2 separate regions of the Mus musculus genome follow, and region 2 is linked to region 1. Evidence: chromatin loops called from intact Hi-C (ENCODE). Cell type or tissue: left cerebral cortex. All regions are shown on one strand.

The links. A loop is a pair of places that touch in the nucleus more often than their neighbours do. Peaks named below come from ENCODE experiments on the same cell type or tissue, not always from the same donor. Only the 100,000 strongest peaks of a DNase experiment are listed, where the experiment ranks them.
Region 2: it touches region 1 in a loop (6-fold over the local background); 9 of 42 quality-filtered maps call a loop at or near these places.

The regions. Positions count from the first base shown.
Region 1 is chr4:11,252,746-11,255,245 of GRCm38, reverse strand. Ints8 (integrator complex subunit 8) reads left to right here and starts at 987. Exons shown (of 27, transcript NM_001159595.1): 1 at 987-1,265; 2 at 2,296-2,470. The coding sequence starts at 1,136. In left cerebral cortex, a CTCF peak has its summit at 1,219; DNase peaks (open chromatin) are centred at 975 and 1,755; H3K4me3 peaks cover 1,969 bases; H3K27ac peaks cover 1,479 bases.
Region 2 is chr4:11,191,193-11,193,692 of GRCm38, reverse strand. It overlaps Ccne2 (cyclin E2), which reads right to left and starts at 1,984. Exons shown (of 12, transcript NM_001282943.1): 1 at 1,878-1,984; 2 at 976-1,012; 3 at 782-878; 4 at 647-700. The coding sequence starts at 989. It overlaps A630034I12Rik (a long non-coding RNA gene), which reads left to right and starts at 2,463. Exons shown (of 3, transcript XR_001784240.1): 1 at 2,463-2,500. In left cerebral cortex, a CTCF peak has its summit at 1,330; DNase peaks (open chromatin) are centred at 1,404, 1,655, 2,004 and 2,432; H3K4me3 peaks cover 1,641 bases; H3K27ac peaks cover 777 bases.

The DNA of each region.
Region 1 (2,500 bases):
GCCCACAAAGAGCTTAATCTATAATCCAGCACTTGGGTGGTTGATTCAATAAAATGGATGCAAGTTCAAGTTTAGCCTGGGCTACATAGTTCCAGGTCATTCTGGGCTACAGAGTGAAACCCTGTTTCAAACAAAGCAAAACAAAACAGGAGAAGCATCTAAAAGAAACTGACTAAATCTGAATTTTTTTCTTTGTTTCTCAGGGTCCCTTTATGAAAACAATCATCTTTAGTAACACATATCTGAAATTTTCTATGAGGTGTGTATAGGATGTCTGGGAGTTTTCTTCAAACTTTCTTCTGGATGTATTTTGTCCGGATCAGCTGGCCAGTCAGCTGATCACAGGAACTCTCTAGAAGGACCAATCTGGCTTTGGCTTTTGCTCTCCAAGTGCTGGGTTTTACAGGAATGCCCCACTACACCATGCTTTTTAGTTTTATTGATAATGATACTTAAGGACCTTTCAGAATGGTGGAACGCGTAAAATAGGGTTTACTGTGCCTAGACTGGAGATCTGAGGAAAATTAACTAGCTTCTTATTCCGAGAGTTAGTCTTGGGAAGTCGCAGAAAAGTTTGTTTTTTTTTTTTTTTTTTCTTTTTTCCGGAGCTGAGGACCGAACCCAGGGCCTTGGGCTTGCTAGGCAAGCACTTTACCACTGAGCTAAATCCCCAACCCCAGGAAAGTTGGATCTTAATTATGTAATAAGCCTTGGGAAACGGGGAGAGGAGTTAGGCTGGAAGGAGTCTCAAAAAGGTAAAGCACCCAAGACAAAGCAACTAGATTTGGTCTCTTTGGTTTTCTTACGAAGACATCGAACTCGCTTCATTTTCTCTGGGAATGTCCAGAGAATCTGGAGAGCCCCGCCAGAATCTAGCTTCTGAAGGGCCAGGAGACTCCATGGCAGCTAAGGGGCGGAGCAGTCTGCTGTTCCCGCCCCTTTCCTCCGAAGTCTAACTGGGATTGGTCGAGAGCGTGGCTAGCTGCGGATCCGGGGCCGGACTCTGGCCGACTACTACGCCATCTTGGGCTGTGCGAGCTGACTAGAGGTTCCGGGCGGTTTCGCTGGATAAAGGGACTGGGCGAGGGTCAGGTTGGAGCCCGGAGGCGGCGGGAGCAGCGGCGGCGGGGGCAGGATGAGCGCGGAGGCGGCGGACCGGGAGGCGGCCACCTCCAGCCGGCCCTGCACCCCGCCGCAGACTTGCTGGTTCGAGTTCCTGCTGGAGGAGTCGCTGTTGGAGAAGCATCTGCGCAAAGCCTGTCCGGGTGAGCGAGCGAGCGAGCGGGCGGGCGGGCGTGGTCTGCGGCCCGCTGCCTTCTGTCCCCCGCTGCCTGAGGCCTGGCCGGCGCCGCTGGGCCCAGCTCGACGGTGCCTCAGCCGGGAACGTCGCCGCGGAGCGTCTGCGGAAAGTTTCAGACAAAGGCTTTCGGTCTGCCGCGGTCCTCACAGCGAAGGGCGCCCGCACTCGCCGTGCGGGGGTCGGGTCGCCGATGTCGCACGGCCCTGGGGGTGACTTCGTGAGGGGAGAGCGGCTCTGCGGAGCCTAGAGCCGGCCGTAGCCTTCGGTTCATTCAGCCAGGGGATTGTGTATTTCACTGTTGAACCCCGAATTAATATAAATCCCCCGAAAACAGCTGCTTCGGCTGTTGTATAGGGATACCCGTGTTGGGCAAGGAACATGGCCCTTTTCCTCTTTCGGGCATTTTGGTAAAGGTACAATGTAAGGTCTTTACCTTTAGTTTGCTCAGTTCTCATCCGAATTTGGCCTTGTAGGAGACTACTTTGTGAAAAGTTGGCATCATTGGTGGGGCAGTTTTACCAAGTGTATCTCAGTGCTTTTAGAGCTTTCCTATTGACACATTGTTAGGGGCTAGGGTGCCAAGCCTCCGTGCTTAGCTCTTTAAATAGGTTGCGGTCCTTAGCGAAGCCTTCATTATAGTGAAGAAAGTGGCATTAGCCGCTACTTTACTGGTGGGAAACAAAGCTAGAGACAGTTCAATAAAAGACCCCTGTCAAAACACTACTTCTTTCCTCCAATTGGCATTGGTCTTATCTTGAACTGGGAACCTGTAATGCTTAGTTCTTCTCTGTGAAATGCTTTGTTATGAATCAGTTTTGAATCGTCCCCAGACCCTCTTGCTTATTAATTAAGCTGGCAAACGCCGATCTGCAGCTGTCTCTGACCACACCTCCAGATGTTTCGTGCCCCCCAAGTACCATAGTCTTTAGTATACGCGAATCCTTTTGCGTTTTTATAACGAAAACTTTAAGAATTTAATTTCTTTTAAATCCTAGATCCTGCACCAGTTCAGCTTATAGTTCAGTTTTTGGAGCAGGCTTCCAAACCTTCAGTTAATGAGCAAAACCAAGTCCAGCCTCCACCTGATAACAAGAGAAATCGCGTCCTAAAGCTTCTTGCTCTTAAAGTTGCTGCACATTTGAAGTGGGATTTAGACATACTGGAGAAAAGGTATAAAGCTGTAAATGGCATTACATTTGA
Region 2 (2,500 bases), 62 kb after region 1:
GCCCAGCCCTGTATTTTATTTTTAAAGCCATATAATTCATATTAGTCTTCTTAAGTTAGATAACGAAGCCTGGTAATACAAGGTAATACAATACTTAATGTACTGAAATAATAACATGCATTTTAATGTAAAGTGAAATAATTTTAAGACTAGTTCTCTGAATCTAGAAATTCTAGCAAGGATACTTTTTTAAAAAATAGCTCTTTTTAACGTGTTTTCTAATACTTGAATGTGAAAACATCAAAAAATTTAGTCAAGTGGAATCACTTAGAGAATCTTTTTGAAAGAATTACCATCTCCAAGTAAACACATAGGAAGGGATCCCAAAGCCGGGTTGCCAAACTGACAGTGATCTCACATCCTTTTTATGCCACTCATTAGCTATTAGGGCCCTCCACTGTAGTCTGAAAATGAACAAAGAGCAGTATATAGGCAGACCTAGTATACCAGCCAGCTCCAAAAGGGAGGGATTTACCAAAGGGAACCAGCTGCTTCTAAGCCATCTACACTGCAGCTGTAGGACTCAGGCTTATATGAACCTCCTTCAAGTTCACCTCTAAAGTATCAGAATCTTCCCACTATAAGGCAATAACACATGATTCCACTCTTATTCTTCCCCAGCCCACCCTGTCCAGTTCTGCATTACCCTAATCTCATACTGATGCTTCTTGGTGATCTCCTCTTTTCTTTTTTTGACATCCTGAAGAATAGAAAAGAACATGTAAACTAAGGTTTCAGCAAGGAATATTTTTCCCTTTCTCCCTCTTTTTCCTTAAATCACCTGTGCTGTTTTTCTCTTCTTGGCCTGAATTATCTGGGTTTCTTGCGGAGAGTCTGGCTGGTTGGGCTGGGCATGTTGCTTAGCTTGTAAACGGCTACTGTGATGAATTGTAGAAAGGAAGCTTAATTAGTACGTCATATATTTCAAAAGCAGCAGCTAATTTTGAAACATGTCTCCAAGACTAACACTGTTACCTGCGTCTTGACATTCTCTTCAAGGACTATGAAACCTCTAAATAGGGGAGAAGAAAAACAAAATCAAGAACATAGTCATCCATAATCTTCAAGTTCCAAATTAAAACTGATTCAGAAGTTACCAACTAACGTTACTAGAAGGTGGCCTAAACCTTTAAAAATAAAACACTGCACTATTTTCTGAAATACACTCGCTATCTCAGTAATTTTACATTCATGCTTTCATTTCCTTAACTGTACACTGGGAACGCGAGTGCGTTCAGGAATTTGCAAAGTCCCCTAGCACCCTTAGATGATCATCTGGGCCATTCATGCACTCCCCAGGACAACCAGGGTGGGAAAGGCACGTCCTGGCCTCGGCCGCCAGGCGCCTGGACGAGCCTCCAAGAGCGGGCTGTGGAGAAGCCGGTTCCGCGCCAATTTGGAGAGCGGCTGTGGCGGGGAAGCAGGGGGTGGAGGGAACCTTCTGGTGTCACGTCCTCCAGGCTCCTTTCCCTCCTTCCCAGCCCCACCCGGCGGGCAGTGTCGCTTGCAGGGGTGACGGGACCCCAATTCCAGAAGAGCAGAAGGAAAGGGGGGGGGGAATTAAAGGAGAAAACCGTGCTTAAGAATCTCTCCGTGAAGTGATCCCACCTTAATCCTCTCGCGCGGGAGACCTTCCCCAAGTGAGGATGGACAGAGAAGCTCCCAGAGAAGCTTTGCCGTGGCCTCTCATTTGGGGACACACTCCATCCCCTGCCTCTGCTTGGCCTCCTGACAAGAATCCTGACAGGGACCAACCTCGGGAACCCCTGAATTCCAGTCTCCTACTTCTTGTCCCACCCCCGCCCCCCATTTTTCCTCTCCCATGGCTCCCGCCAGACGTGGTTCCCTTAGCTCCCGCATGCCCCTGTCCCCAATACCTCCTCACCGCCAGACCCTCCACAGCTCGGCTCAGCTGGCGCCGGCGCCAACTCAATATATAGGCCGGGCCCGGACCGCCCCGCACGCATGCGCCGCAGACTGACACCTCGGCCGGCGCCTTCCCCTCCCCCACCCGCGCCCGCCCAGCTCGCCCGCGCGCGCCGCGCCCTGCCCTCAGTGCGCGCGGACGGGCTGGCGGGCGGGCGGGCGCCGAGTGGCCGTACGGCTGCCCTCCTGGACCGTGCTCCTCCGCCCCTCTCGGCGCTTCACCTGCGCGCGCCGCGGCTGCACGGCTCAGAGGCTCCTCCCCCATGCTGGTTGCCCACCACAGGCTCCCGCACGCCTTCCAGTTCGCGCCGGGCCCCCTCACGGTGGCTCTTAGATCTCGGAGTGTCAGGCTACGGTTCGGCTCCGCGTTTTGGCAGAGGCCTTGGGAGGGCTGGGGTGGGGAACCCCAAGTCTCCTCAGAGGCACGGGGAGCGGGAGCCTAGGGCCCACCCCTCCGGGAGGAGCCGGCCAATGGCAGGAGAGGACGGCAGCACAACGTGGAGCGGCCGCAGAATGTAAACACGCCGGAGCGCGCCGCCCGCCACGTGCGGAGCCGGAGCCATCCGCCGGGCGA